Regions from separate parts of the Homo sapiens genome. Here region 1 is linked to region 2. The links are chromatin loops, found by intact Hi-C in ENCODE. Cell type or tissue: IMR-90. All regions are shown on one strand.

Region 1 (8,000 bases), 99 kb before region 2:
TGGGGCTCCATAATTACCTTCAGTGGCCCTAAAGTATTATTTAACACATATTCTGGTTTATAAGACAGAAATAATGATGAATTTGCCTGGTAATTACACAGCACTTCCCCACTACATATCCTGCCAGTAGCTGATACTTAGCCCATCATTAAGGGGCTAGCAGTTGCTTTGGTAAATAAGAAGTTCTTCTCATTACTGGTCTCCAGGCACATAAAGCATGATTAAAATGCCATTAGTGACATTTCTCCAAAGGGCAAATCCACAAGTCTGTGTGAGAAGCCAACTTTCCTTAGATTAAATGTTTTATTTCTGTCTTTCTGACAGGAGCAATAGAAAGGAATCAATTCTAACTCAAGCATCTGCTCCCTGAAAACTTGTCCTTAATGAAACAGAGCAGACGATGCAAAATCTGCCCTGGCTCAGGGTCACAGGACAGGAGTTGCCACTGTTTTCAAGATGAAGATGATTCTTTAACTCATCCAGATGGCTCTGCCCAGTTGAGGAGGAGCCCAGGCCTGGCGCCACCACCCTGTGGTGGGCTGGGTCAGCACATTGAGGGCCAGGGCAAACCGCAAGCTCTGGATGGGTCTTGCTGGCAGCCTCCTCCTCCAAGGATGGGGCCTGAGAGGCTCACAGAGAGCTGGGGCTCTTTGGAGAGGGGGGCACCCTGGTTCTTGGGCCACTTGCGGGTACACATGAGGAAGGAATGTACACACATCAGATACCAAAGCAGGGAGATGCAAGCCCGGAACCAGTCTCTTTGTCCATGACAAGGACCCTCGGGAAGGCTGCCTGACATATTTAGTCCGGAAGGCAGTAATTTGAGGGGCCATGGCTCAGCTCTAACTGCCCTGAGCTCAGCCATTTGCATCAGAAAGAAATTGACTCTTTGTAATCAATAGAGGGCTTAAAGAGGGTGGTCAACCACTATGGCTGGTGGGCAGGACAGGGAGTGGGCCCTCTGGAGCAAACAGGGCTCTCGTTACCATTCCATTCCAAGCTATCCCATTACTGAAGGGAACGATTCAACAGCAAATATGAACTCAATTCCAAATCCCAGTGCCAAGGCAAATGGCCAGTCCCAGCGGCCTTTTTCTTTAGTAATGAACTCCAGGCCTCTGGCCTTGACTTTGGAAGTGACTTGACTTACCATGGAAGCCAGCAGAGAGTAGCTGGGAAAAGTTCAGAGTTAAAGTCAGAAGATCTGGATTCAAATTCCAGCCCTGCTCTTCAATGGCTGTGTAATATTTGGCAGTTACCTCTATCGAACTTCAGTTTCTTCATTTGTAAAACAATTTGAAAAGACTATTAAGTTCCGTTAGGCCAGAAACCACGCCCATTCTATTCATTGCTGAAGTCCCCACACCCAGCCCAGTGCCTGGCACCTTCTGAATCTATAATCAACATTTTTAATTGAATAAGACTAGGGAAAATTCATTGCACAGTTAATTTACATAAATCCATTCATTTGCATTCAGTAAAAAGCAAAGAGAGAGAAAGAAAAATAACAATTTAAAATAATGATTTAATTAGTACTGAAGATGTTGCTTGATAATCCACTCCAGGCATCTGTGCCCCAGAGTAATACCAAAGCCAGATATGCGGAGTTGCTCTTCTCTAACTTCCTGTTTGTGAGAATCTTGTACTGAACCCATAAAGGTATACTTCAATATTGCACTGTAGAATATATGCTCTCACTAAATAATATGCAATGTGTTACTATATCCATCCCACATAATTTACAAGTATTACTGCATTTGGCTGTAATCCGAAAACTTTTTAAACTCTACTTTATGGATGATTTATAGGAGGTTCCAGGGACATTTCGATTATACCCAATTTTTGCTTTAGATTTGACCTCGACAGCCTTACCCTGCAGCATTTGGGTTATGTCACAGGGTCACTGCAAGTGAACCGGAATGTAACTATTGTGATCTAGAAACACTAGATAAAAATAGCTGGTATCCTGCTCAGTGCTTTTCTGCACAGCTACTTAGCCTGGTCAAGGTCAAGAGGCTTGATTACAACCCAGACCTCTTGACTGCCGGCTTGAGTGCTGGCAGGCACAACACGATTTCCCTCAACAAAAACTTGTTGAGTAATTATTAGGCACTCAGCAAAGTGCCAGCCACACAGTGTTGTGTGAGAGAAATATAAGGCAGAAAGCACTGGCCACCAAACGCTCAATGATTTGCACAGACGAAATAAGCACCCAGCTGGCCCCAAAGTATGCAAACCTTGGCATTCTACCTGAAGGCGGAGGCAGCTACTGGGGAGCCTGAGGTGGAGAAGCAGTCATACACATGCGGTATCACCCACCAGTCCTTGCTACCAAGACCCATTTCTTCCCTACCCTAAACTGCCTGTTAACTGTTGAATTTTTTTTCCCAATTCAAAGCTTTCTTGTTTCCATTTTATTTCACTGTGTTTCAAATGAAGAAAGGAAATACAAGGTGACTTTTGCCTTTCATATTCTAACCACATCCCACTCCATGTCCTCTACTGCCCAGGAAGTCCCTCCAGACACAACCAGCAAGGCAGAGGAGGTATGTACAATCCTACATTCATCAATGAAGTGCTACAGTGAACAGAGAAGGGGACATGGACTGAGGTCACCAGGAAAACCTCCATGGGAAGGTCAGAGTTACAGAAAGGCCTAAGATGAACTTGACCTTGAGAAGCAGACTATGAATTATATCTGTTGATTCTTCTTGTGCCACATCCATTCACCCTCATTCTCATAATAGGATCCTGATACCCTTTGGGGAAAGACCCCATTGCATGGCCCTAAGAATGAGCAGGGAACCCAGGCATGGAAAATCATGGGAATCTCATCCCCTTGACTACTGTGATTAGCTCATGGATGAACATGTTTGTGTCCCAAGATGGCCTAATCAGTCCCATCCCCAGGACTATTGCAAAAGAAGCAATCTCTTTCTATAAAGTTGCTAACCTGGTAGCCTGAAGCAGCCAGGGACAGATCATCCAGTGCCTGCCTGAAACTGAAGCCAATAAGGAAGAAAACATAGTCTAGACATGGAGAAATGGACAAAACCAGGTCCTAGAAAAATCACTGGAATCCCTGAATCCAGCAATACCTGACTTTGATGTCAAATGGTCCTGGATTTTTAAGTTACATTTTACTCAATAACTGTAGCTTGGGGATTGCTTTTTGCGGTTTTGCTTTTTGCTTAAAGCCAGTCCAAATTGGGTTTCTTTCATTTGCGGTGGAAAGAGCCCTAACAAATTGACTCATAAAAAAGAGAAATGGCGGAACAAACATGGAGAACAGCAAGAGCAAGGACCTAGGGACAAGGGTATGGGTCTTTTTCTCAAGCATATACATTGAGAATCATAGAAGATAAGAGGCCAGGGAGCATATTATGAAAATATCATGTGATAGGAAGAGGCATTTGGACTTCCCCTGAACTTTTGAGAAGCAAAATCCAGAGCTGAAATCAGGAAAATACATGCCTAGACCCAAAGGTATCTCATGAACTGGCTGGTCCAGTTGCTGTTCCTCTCACTCAGGGAAACATCTGCCACATGCCAGATGCTGTACATCTGTGGTTAGCATTGTTCCTTTAAAGAATAACACAGATTCTTCTCCAGGCGAGCCAAACATTTTCATTAGCTGTGGTCAGGGAGGGAATCAGGCTCCTTCAGATGAGTTTCAGCTGACACACTCCTGTGGGGCACGTCTTTCAGGGAAGCTGATTCATCTTCAGTCGGTCAGCTGTGAGGGATGCACACCTGTGTCCTAGGATGACTTTGAGGGAGTGGGGGACAAAAGACCTTGCTGGGCTTCAGCTGCCTCTGCAGATGCTCTTACACTGGGGCTGACACAAGTGCAGCCACGCCCAGCGGGTAGCCAGCAGTAGGGTTGTTCAGCTCCTAGGAACCCCCACTGAGGGCTCTTCCTCTGAGTTCTGTCCCAACCAACAGCTGGAGTTGGGGAGACTGACATCTGGGCTTGATTTGATGCCCCACTTATCCTCCTCTCAGACGTCCACACACTACATTCTTCAACCATTGCAGAATGCAAGTTGCTCGAAGTTACTTTGATGGTCAGGGCTCAAACAGGGATAGAGGTGCAATCACATCATGCCTATATTTGACAAGAGAATTCTGCTCCATGTGCTGAGAGAGACAGAAAACAAAACAGACTGAAAGAGAACAATATAATGGGCATGGACTGAGTGACCTGAACTTCCATCCCACTCACAGGGCAGATGCTATAGTGAGTATGAGATGGTGTGTGTGAATCTGTGGTTCTCACGGTTAAGTCTCGGTTCCTGCAAGCCTCTCGCTGCATCAGTAGCTTGCCTGGCTGAGTATACTGTCGTGTTGTTTAATGATGGGGATACATTCTGAGAAATGGGGCGTTTGGCACACTCATCGCCATGCATATATGATAGAGTGCACTTACACAAACCTAGATGGTAGAGCCTACTACATACCTAGGCTGTATGGTCTAGCCTATTGCTCCCAGGCTGCTAATCTGTATAGCATGTGACGGTACCAAATGCTGTAGGCAATTGTACACAATGAGAAGTATTTGTGTATCTAAACATATTTAAACATAGAAAAGGTACTGCAAAAATACGGTATTATAATCTTATGGGACAATCATCATACATGCGGTTTGTTGTTGACCCAGACATTGTTATCCCCCACATGACTGTGTTTATCAAAATAAGTAGAACTAGCTGTTGGAACAAACAATGCCAAAATCTAAGTGGCATAACACAATAAAAGCTGATAGTCTGCCCCCTCTTACACTGTGAAGTGAATTCAGAGGCTCTTCTTGGTGGCTGTGCTCTGAGCAGTACTCAGAGGACCCAAGACCTTCCATCTGCGACACTGCCCTATCAAACACCCTGGAAGGGGATGAGAGCTGCCGCTCATCAGATTCCCCAGAAGCAGACTTTGAGATGGAGGTCAGAGTGCAGGACTTTCATTAGGGAGTTCTTTGGGGATTAATGCTTGTGGAAGGGAGATAAGGATGCAAAACTGGGTAGAGGGAAAGGTTGAGTTGCCACGCAATCCCCCAAAATGGTTTCTTCCAGCTCTCTGGGAACTATGGAGCTAGGTGGCCTTTCACAGTTGTTCTGAGTCAGAGCCAGGTGATGATGCCATTAAACCTTTATGTTGATAAGTCATTGGATGCAGAAGAGGACCATCTTCCAGCAGCACTCCCTACAAATGAGGAAATAACTTTTTCATCACTAAAGGGAGACCCAGGTGACCATCAAAGCATCCACCACAAGAGTACTGGAGGAGGGGTTGACCATCTTGTAGTAAATAATTTAGGCTTGGTAGTTCATGCCATCACTGTCACAACTACTACTCTGCTATTGCACATGAAAACAGCCATAGGCTGTATGTAAATCAATGAGCGTGACAATGTTACAATAAAACTTTATTTACAAAAACAGGCAGTGGGTCATAGTTTGCCAGCTTCTGAACTATAGGATCACGGAAGTATTTAAGGACAAGCCTAGAAGTGACTTTGATCATTCCTATCCATATTCCATTGGCCAGAGCCCAGTCACCCAGCCCCAGTTTAACTGCAAAAGGAAAGGAAATCTTTCTGTGAGTCCCAGAAGAAAACAAATGGAATTTGTGAGCATCCAGCCAGACTATGCCACAGTGTGATTCTTGTGTTGAAATCCATTTTTTCAATGTGATAGAGCCCTGAAATATATTACACATTTTTACATATCTATTACTAAATAAAATGATACGCACTTTACTTTAAAGGAGACTTACGAGATTTTCAAGGATACTTTTCATCGTGTGTGAATTTTGCTCCATGCACTGATTTTAGAACCTAAGCCTCACGTGTCTGTGATGTCGCATCAAGTGAAGAGCATGAGTAAAGAGTTGGACAGACCTGGGATTACAGCTCAGCTCTGGGTGGCCAGGCACAGATCCTTCTTGATCCTCAGTTTGCCTATCTGTAAAATGAGATGATAATAGTGCCCACTTCATGTGGTTTTTGTAAGGAAAAAAAGTGCTACAATATACATAAAGTGCTTGGTGGTAGTCACACTGTAAGCACTCAATAAATAGCGAAGATAAGAAGAGGTACAGTTCGTGACCAGCCTGGCCAACATGGTAAAACCACATCTCTACTAAAAATACAAAAATTAGCCAGGTGTGGTGGCAGGTGCCTGTAATTCCAAGTACTGGAGAGGCTGAGGCAGGAGAATCACTTGAACCCAGGAAGTGGAGGTTGCATTCAGCCAAGATCATGCCACTTCACTCCAGCCTGGGCGACAGAGTGAGACTCTGTCCCCTCCCCACCCCCAAGAATAGAGGAGGGACACATAATTTAGGTGATCAAAGTCTGCTGTGGTTTGTTGGGTGTGGTGGCTAATGCCTATAATCCCAGCCCTTTGGGAGGCCAAGGCAGGAGGATTGCTTCAGCCCAGGAGTTTGAGACCAGCCTGGGCAACATAGGGAGACCCTCTTTTCTATTTAAAAAAAAAGTTAGCTGGCATGGAGATGCACGCCTGTGGCCTCAACTACTTAGAAGGCTGAGGCAGGGGGATCACTTGAGCCCAGGAGGTTAAGGCTGCAGTGAGCCATGATCATGCCACTGCACTCCAGCCTGGTGACAGAGTGAGACCCTGTCTCAAAAAAAAAAAAAAGTCAGCTGTGGTGACCTTATGTAAGTTGTGGCATCTCCCTGGGCCTTGATTACATCCTCTGTAAGAATGAGGATAATCAGGTGGTTCCCCTCAGCACACAGGCTTGAGATGAGTAAGAGTTTCTGTGGCTCCTATAATTAAAAATAAATAGAAACTGATAGTAATATTTATCTGATAGGGTTGTTGGGGTGATAAAGTTTATCTCAATGAAAATGTGTTGAAGGCAGATTATGTGCTAGGCAGCATAGTTGGCTCTAGGGAAAACAAACATGAATAAGATATTGTATCAGTGATCTGTCCCAGAGCTTAGTGGTTTCAAACAATTTTATTTTCCACAGCTCTGTGGGCTGGCCAGGTGGTTCTTCTGCTGGTTTCACCTGGGCTCTCTCACACAGCGCAGTTACCTGGTTGCTGTGGACTGGGCTCAGCTGGGATGGCTCGGAAGCCTGTGTTCCATGACAGTAAGCCCCAGGGAAAAGCACTTCCCCAGCCTCTGATTGTATTATGATTGTTGACAGCCCATTGGCCAAAGCAAGTCACACAGCCAAGTCCCAAGTCAATGCGGGAGGAGACCACACACAAGGGCACAGATACCAAAAGGAGGGATTCATCTGAGGCCATTACTGTAACCATTTACCACAAATATCTTATCTGTCCTTAAGAATGCTCCTGCGAAATGTCCATCTTGCCCCTGCTAGATGTATCACTCTCCACAGCCATCTCCCCTGACATCTCCCAAGGAAGCATTTATAAGATAACTGCCTGGTGAGCTTATGCAACATTGCATAAGTCTGACTTTCCACTCAGCATCAGACATCATTAGACTCATCTACATCATTAGATCACTCCTACTCACATTCCACTGGCCAGAATCCAGTCACAGGGCCACACTACAACTGCAAAGGAGGCTGGGAAATGTAATCTTTCTCCAGGTCCCAGAACTGGGCACTTGCACGGCCCTCACAGAGACTCCTACATTGATGCTACTTCTGCCTCCACAGTGTTCTTCACACTCTAGGAGACTCACAGAGGGATTTCCCTTTGCTCTTTGGCACTACATGGCTGATAGCTGTAGTCTGGGGGAAGATGGTGGCGTTCACAGGGCAGATGGTGGCATTCACGAGGGTTAGGCTGCTGACCAGGCCTAGAGTAGGATGGGTTCAGGAGAAGCCAGACATTGTACTAAGGTCCCAAAGTCTTGATATGAGCCCCTCACATGGACACTGGGTGGCACAGCCCTATAGAGTATCTCTCTGCTCACCTTTTGAGAAGACAATGTGGAGAGAAAATTTACTTTATAATTTTTCTAGGAAGGTAGCATTTTGTGGGTTGTTCTTCCTCAAA
Region 2 (8,000 bases):
GCCAAGGGAGAAGGATCAGGGAAGGCTTCCTGGAAGAAGAGGCAGTCAAGCAGAGACCCCAAAGAAGGAGCAGGCAAAAAGGAATGAGCAGAGCATTCCAGACAGTGTGAACCATGTGTGCCAAGGTCAAGAAGCCAGAGAGAGCTTGGTGGATGACAGGAATTCAAGTCCTATACCAGGGGCCTTCCCTGACCACTCTAGGTAAAAGAGCAACTCTATTCTTCATTCTCATCCTGCATGGATTTTCTTCACTGCCAGCCAATTACATTATGTGTTTATTTGTTTACTGCTGTGTCTCCAACTGGAATTTTAAGCTCACTAGAGCAGGTACCTTCTCTTCTTCACTGACTTCTGTATCCTCCTCACGGCTCATTATCACTGCTAGTTTAACAACTGCGAGATCCTGAGTTCCAAGACAGAAATTTGGCCATCTAGTTCACTATTAAATCCCCAGCACAGGGTCAAGTACACAGTAGGACCTTAATGAATATTTCTGATCAAATAAATATTGCCCAGAAAAGACGTTCAATTCCTCAGTGAATAAATGCAGGAATGGATGAGTGAATGCAGGTATGCGTGGATATATACACACAACACATGAATTGATTAATTCATGCATGAACACAGAGCTCTCCCATTCATATCATCAAAGCCCAGAGGCTGACTCTCAGCTGCCCCACTTGGTCTTATTAAGCTTCAGAGGTTTCTATCTCATCTTGGCCCTGGCCATTCAAAGCTTCTTTTCTTATCCACAGCAGCCGCGCTTCCATTGTCTTAAGGGGCAGCAGGCCATTTCCCCTATGCCCCTCTACTCTGAGCCCTGGGAGCTCACCAGATTCCCAGCCCTCTTGGAGGAGGTCGGCTGACCCTGGTGCCTGGACCTCTTCTCATTGTAAGACATTTTTACAGGAGCCTTCTATGGGAATTGTCAGCATTCCATTCTCCCAGAGAGTGGGCTGTGAATTTGGCCCGTTTTTTATTAATTGCAAATTAGTGCTGTGCTTGGTGTCTATTTTAGTAGACATGCTTCCAGAGTACGGAATGCAGCCCAAAGCAGCACATTGCTCTCATTCTTTCTGCTGACCGACTGTGTGAATATTTTTAGAAACCACACCCTCTCGCAGTGCCAGATAAATAATTTCCAATGCCAGATGTGTGCTCTGCAAATCAACATCAGGCAGGGAAGGGGAGAGGAATGAGCTACATGGCTCTCCCCACCACTGCAGCGACATGTGACAAGTTTAAACCAGTAGCATTTATATAGGCTTCCTAGGCCAAAGTCCTCCACCCTTGAAACGTGGAAAATGGATCCACATTTAGAGAAGCACCAGAGGGGGCTCCAAGAGAGGATCTTGCTGCTCATGTCCCGCTGGTTCGTGGCTCGTGTGTCTGTGGTCCCCCAGGTCCAGACACGGATGGCAGGGGCTCTCTTGAGCACAGAGGCCGGCTTGTGGCCATGTATCTGCCTGCCTTTGCCAGCATGGGTCCTTTCTAAATATGTTTCAGCAAAATGCTGAGTCAGGAAGAGTTGAGAATATACCACCAGAAGACAAATCAAGACCAGCTGAATCACATTTTTTTAAAACCTTGGAAGTGGATGGGAGATGATGAAAAGATAATTTGCCTGGAAGTCAAACACATGAGTTCTAATCCTGGCTCATCATTCCTTTATTCCAAAATCAAACCATTTTGAAGTACCTACTGTGTGCCAAGCACTAGTCTACACTCTGGGGAAGCAAAGACACAATAATTTAGTCCAGACTGATTCACTGTGTGATCGTGGGCATTATCCTCTAGACTTTCTGGGTCTAATCATTAAAACAAGGGGTTGGAAAAATGACTCCCAAAGTTCTTTAAAGATGTAGGATTCTCAGACCTAAGTAGGATTCCTTGAACAAAGAGGAAAGGAATTTAAAAGTGTTGATAATGGGAAGATCTGGTTTCTCTTTGGGACGTATGTGTGCATGCACACCCGTGCTTTACCTTGGGAAATGCCAGGATTAGAAATTCTTAAGGAAAGGTATATGCCTAAGCCTTAATTGATAATACTGCTTTGTGTGTGTGCTCTTTCCCTCCATCATGCACAGGCACCCTAGGTTGAAGAACTTGGTGCAGGGGAACTGTCAGGCCCAACATCATTGCCCTTTTGCTTACACAAATGAAGCCATTCTCCTGGGCTCCTGCCTCACTGTTTCCCTGCACAATTGCTTTCAGAATTCTAATCATTCTTTTCCTCCATTAGGGAATTACATGATTTCATAGAAAGCTATGTGTCTTATCACTTCTGGGAATACATCATGGGACCAAGAGGTCACACTGCACCATAGAACCCAACCCCTAGGCAAGAGGCTTACATTCCAGGCCTTGTAAAGATGACATTTAGTTTTGAGAGCTCTGGGGGCAGGTGGCAGGAAGGATCTGGAGAGGAAGTCAATAAGGTTGATGACACAAACCCTTAGAAAAATGTGGTGGCCCTCAAACCAAGACCAATTTTTCAGCCATGGCCTGACCACCACTCCCCAGGACCTAGGTAGGCACCTTCAGAGCAGCTGACTTCCGGTTCAATTCCCTCTCCAGTGGCCAGCCACTTAAGAAGGCTCCCAGTATAGTAACAGTTAAGCATGAATTGCTTTGATTGTAGTATTGTCTAAAATCTTCACGTTTATTATTGACTCTCCAGGACTGGGCACAGGGCATTGCACACAGTAACAGTTCAGAAAATACTCCTTGAAACAAAAATGAACAAATAAACAATAATCTGCAGAGACAGGAACTGGCAACTCTTGACAGATGAGGAAACTAAAGCCTAAATCATCAAGAAACTTACCCCAAATCCTGCCATTACTAAGGGGCAGGGTTGAAATATCTAACTCCAAAGCCACTGCTTTTAACTTTGACTCATTTGGACACGAGTGCTTAGCAGTTTACAAAACTAAACACAGAGTGTCTCATTCACTGCTCTAAGCAGGCCTGTGAGTAGTACTGTTACCCCGTTTTACAGCTGAGGAAACAGGGTTAAGTGGTTTTCCCAGTGTCAAGAAGCTAGTAAGCCATACAGCCCGGAATTTCCTAACTCTACAACCAGTGCTCCTTCTAGAATAATCCAACCACTTTGCCAGAAATAGACCCTGCGATTCCACTTCCTATTCCCATGGAGAACTACTTTGACCAACTATTTCCTGCTTATTCTATAGACTACATGTGACTACGGTCAAACACTCTGCAAGAGCAAGAGGTCACTGGGTCATGGCTTCCAGGGGCCTCTCAAAGGATGATGGTGACTAATGGTTGCTGCCATGATCTGTACAGAGAATCCCAACACCAAAGCAACTCCATCCTTCCAAGCAAGGAAACAAGTCTCATCACACGCTCCTCCACTGATAGCAGCAACAACAAAAAAATCATTCCCATGCTTTGCCCAGGGACCAGGGATAAGCCACTAACGTCACCAGCGGCCAATTGGAGGGCTCCTGCTGGTGCCGGGAGTACTAAGGCCGTTTCATAATGAAACCCATGCAGCGAGCTCCGTTTATTTTGAAACCGTATTTGCTTATTTTGTAGACGTGGTCAAAAGGACATTCAGAGGGCTCCCTGGGAGGCACTTGAACCCTGTGGGCCAGGAGAACTTTCTCCAGCTCCAGCAGCAGCCAGCAATAATACTCTCCGTGCAAGTAAACTCCAGCACTTGCTATTTCCCAACAGCAAGCACCATCCCCATTTTAGTCAGCTTCCCAGGTCTATGGCTGGTTTCAGGGGTGGGAAGGTGGAGAGGGAGAAGTAGGAGACAGGGTGGAGAGTGACAAAGAAATAGCCAGGCAAAGAGTTCCAGCTCTAAAATAATTTAGGATCCTGCTAGCAAATCAAGCAAAGCGACTTGAATTTGGGCTCGTGAAATCAGACAGACATGGGTTCAAATCCCAACTCTACTCTTTACCACTGGATTACCTTGGGCAAATTACTTAGTTTTTCTGTGCCTCAGTTTCCCTATCTGTGAAATTATGTAAATAACAGTACCTACCTTGTAGAGTTGTTGTAAAGATTGAATTTAAGTGATAGCAGGCAAAAATATAAAATACATATGAAATATGTATTGGTTGCTAAAAGTATTGTTATGGTGATGATTTTAGACTATGAGCTTCCTGAGGAGAGACACTGTATCTCAGTCATCTCATCTTACCCAGGGAGGAAGAACAATGCCCGGCATATAGTAGGAGATCAATAACTGCTTGTCGCATTTAATTGTTTGAACTGGACTTGGAGCTCAAGCAAAGAGACTCTTCCCCACCAGCCTGCCAGGTAGGAAGTGGCTGCCTTATTTCCAGGCTGCGGCTTGGAGCAGGTTAAGCCTCCATCCGGCTGCAAGACCCAGGCCCTGCATATCAATCGACGACGCAAGGGCTTTACCTTAATATTGCAGTTGTCATCGAGCAGTATATTTTCCAGCTTCAAGTCCCGGTGGACCACACCGTTCTGAAATGAGAAGACAAAGAGGGAATTGAATGGGAGCGGCTGGGATGAGAACAAGAGAGAAAGAGGAAGGAGGAGGGTGAGCAAAGGGAAATGTCTGACAGATTAAAGAAATGCACCAGCCCGGTGGTCTTCACCTCCATCCTTCAGGCTGCTCTCACTGTCTTGACGCTCCCCCGCCAGCGACCAACCAGCGACAGGAGAGCATTAGTCACTTGCTGTGTGGTTAAGGGAAAAATGACTGGAATCTGTTCTCCCCCAGAGCCTGTAAAACAGCAGGGGGATTCTTTGTCGGAATGTAATTCCACTGTGTGAAAGCAATATAATCCCAGGCAGCAGCAAACAATGTCTGTCTGGACGGGATTCCCAGGGAAGAAGCAGATTTCTCTACTGGGGACTCAAGATTGTGGGGCTCACAGGCACTCCTCATCTGTCTGTCTGTGTGCCTGCCTGCCTACTCAACGCTGGAAAGACATCTGGCTCAATCTATTCCGACCTGTTTTGATCTGTCCTGAGGATAACATTTCCTAAGCAACCTGGAGAGAAGACTCAGAAAGTCCCTCTCTGCTCAGCAGGACTCAGGGCTGGGTGAAAGATGAAGCATGAGAGCAGACCAATGAGACTGGGACCACTGGCCTGACCAAAGCAGGTGGCTGCCATCCTGCCTGACCTTTCCATTCAGGCAAACTCTGGCAAGGCTGGAGGCTGAACTTCAATGACCAGCAGCCAGCCAGCTGAAACGTGAAAAGCAGTCATCAGCCAATAGGCTGTCGGTCTACACAGCAGTAAACACTAGCCTTCTTCATTCTTTTTTAAGACCCGATTATCTTTTTAGGGGGTGGGTGGGCATGGGAAGAGCAGTGGGCCCGAAAGAACTGGCTATTTTGGGGTGAGTGGACAAGTAACAGGGGACATTGAATGATTCTGAACATCATTCAGCATAAAGGACATCTGCAATCGAAGCTGCTCTTTTGAGCAAACCAACAGGCATGTTTATGGGTGGTTCTTTCTTGTTTATTTTCCTTTTCATTTGACCATTCTTAATATCTCCAAAAGCACTGCTCAGAGGGAGAAATGAAAACATGTATTTCTACTAATCTTTTTCTAATTCAAGCCTGCAATGAGGTCTTCTGAATTCAGAAATGCACAAAACCGAGTCTGTTAGAAGAAAGATGTGGACTACAAGACACCTGATTCCATTAATTTTAAACATCAGGAGCAGTTTGGTTTACATTGCTGCATTCCTGGTTTTTGTAATAAGATGGAATGAGTCTAATAAAGCCTCATTCATACAGAATCCAAGTGTTCACACACTTCCAATATCAAAAATATCACCTCTGTGGTGATTTACAATGATACCTCATGATGAAATACAAAATATTATACGATTCAAATCATGAGCACATTTTGAGTCAACAAAGAGAGGTCAAATAATGTTCACATGAGTTAAGGGTTTTAGATTTGAGTAACTGTTCTCTAATTACTTACAGAGCCACTCTCAATTAAACATAATATTTAACAAACCAGGAGGCCCCATGTTGAGATCATTTATATGAAGAAGTTGACTCTGTTTTGGATGCCCTGTTGGACTCAAGTCACGTTATCCTCAAAGTAAATGACTGTTTAGGGTGTGACAGATCTGGAGAAAGTCTGAATGAGATGAAATTCATGGCCAAAGTGATGAATAACAATAATGGCTGAGACATGGCTTGTAGTTATCTGTGTACTTTATGCCTTTTCCAGAAACCAAGAGTGGCTCTACTGTGGCTATATTATTATTGTTATTATTATTATTTTGGAGATGGGGTCTCACTTTGTCATCCAGGCTGGAGAGCAGTGGCACCATCATAGCTCACTACAGCCCCAAACTGCTGTGCTCAAGGGATCCTCCTGTCTCAGCCTCCCAAACAGCTGGGACTACAGGTGCGCAACCTCATGCCTGGCTACTTTTTAAAAAAAATTTTAAAGATGGATCTTGCTATGTTGCCCTGGCTGGTCTTGAACTCCTGGGCTCAAGCAATCCTCCCCCCTCAGCCTCCCAACTAGCTTGGATTATAGGCATGAGCCTGTCTGCGGCCATCTTCTGAGCACATCCGTGCATGTAGGTAACCTATGCAAGAAAAGGCACCAAGAGCATAGAAAGGTTTCAAGAACATTTCTCCTAGTAATTCTACTTCTGGAATCTCTCTTAAGTAAATTATTCACATGAGAGGAAAATATTCATATATAAAGATACTGATCACTATTTGTCATAATCAGAAATTAGAAACAGTCTCAATGTCCAACAATCAAGAATTACAAAGAATTTTTAATAATATAGGAAAATATTTAGATTAAAGTATTAAGTAAAAAAGCATGACACAAACGATGTAAAAATGAATCCACCGTGGTACCCTAGATTGGATGCTGGAACAGAAAAAGGTCATTGGTGTCTCCATTTTGACAAATGTACCACAGAAATGTAAGATGTTAATATTAGGGTAAACTAAGAAAGGCATAGATAGGAACTCTCTGTACTACCTTTGAAACTTTCCTGTAAATCTAAAATTATTCAAAATTAAAAGTTTACATAAAAAAATAAATGTGAGAAGGAGGAGGAAGAAGACTGAAAGGAAACAAGCAAAAATGTCAAAAATAGATTATCCCTGGATTCCAGAATCACGGGTGATGGTAATTTTCTTCTTTCTAGTTCATAAATTCTCCATACATGCTCCCATGAACAGATATCACTTTTATAATAGGAAAAAAATCATGCAGTGCCATAAAAACCATCTACGGCCAAAGCTGCGGGCCAGGCGCAGCCATACCTTGTGACAATAGTGCACAGCAGAGACGATCTGCCGGAAGAAGTGCCGGGTCTCCCTCTCACTGAGGCGTCGCCGCTCACTGATGTAATCGTACAGCTCCCCTTTGCTGGCATATTCCATGATGATCACAATCTTATCTTTGTTCTCAAACACTGCAGAGGGAAAACAGCAATACACAAACACCCCGTTTAGCCAACAAGCTCACTTATGCTACAGAGAATGCGAGAGAGGACAACGGAGATGTCGCCAGGCAGAGGATCGACTGATGGGTCAGAACACAAATCAGCCAATTCAGCATCACGAGGCGTGGGGCGTGCTGTCCCGCCAGGTGGAAAATGGTGTGTGTCACCACCACTGTTCCTGGACACGCCTTTGTCATGCTAAGGGAAATGTGGTTCCCTTTTCTGAGGACCCCACTTTCCTTGTCAAGATCATTTCTCATACCCTCTCCCAGAACGGCTTTCCTGTAGACAGGATGATGGGTAACAACAAACACAACCAATAATTTATTAACCACTGGATACGGACCAGGTAGCCGGCCCTGACAGAGCTACTCTGACCCCAAAATGGGTGCTCAATCTTGTCATCTCTTTATAACTTCCCATCTCAGGCAAATAAAACCCAAAGCTTTTAATGTGGCCCACCAAGTCGTGCACGATCCCATGGGCCCCTCTCAGCCCTACTACACACCCATTCCATGTATTTATTTATTCTGTCTCCCCCAGT

The links. Peaks named below come from ENCODE experiments on the same cell type or tissue, not always from the same donor. Only the 100,000 strongest peaks of a DNase experiment are listed, where the experiment ranks them.
Region 1: a loop joins it to region 2, with 2.4 times the contacts of the local background. A loop is called at or near these places in 2 of 110 quality-filtered maps.

Annotation. Positions count from the first base shown.
Region 1 is chr12:105,980,171-105,988,170 of GRCh38, forward strand. No RefSeq gene overlaps it. Among named protein-coding and RNA genes, the nearest start is that of NUAK1, 150 kb to the right of the region's middle. In IMR-90, no CTCF peak of the experiment used is centred here; DNase peaks (open chromatin) are centred at 3,641, 6,761 and 7,461; H3K27ac peaks cover 1,126 bases.
Region 2 is chr12:106,079,460-106,087,459 of GRCh38, forward strand. NUAK1 (NUAK family kinase 1) reads right to left here. Exons shown (of 7, transcript NM_014840.3): 3 at 7,275-7,426; 4 at 4,405-4,470. Among named protein-coding and RNA genes, the nearest start is that of NUAK1, 55 kb to the right of the region's middle. RefSeq lists an enhancer at 1,432-1,932. In IMR-90, no CTCF peak of the experiment used is centred here; DNase peaks (open chromatin) are centred at 1,122, 2,952 and 4,702; H3K27ac peaks cover 2,502 bases.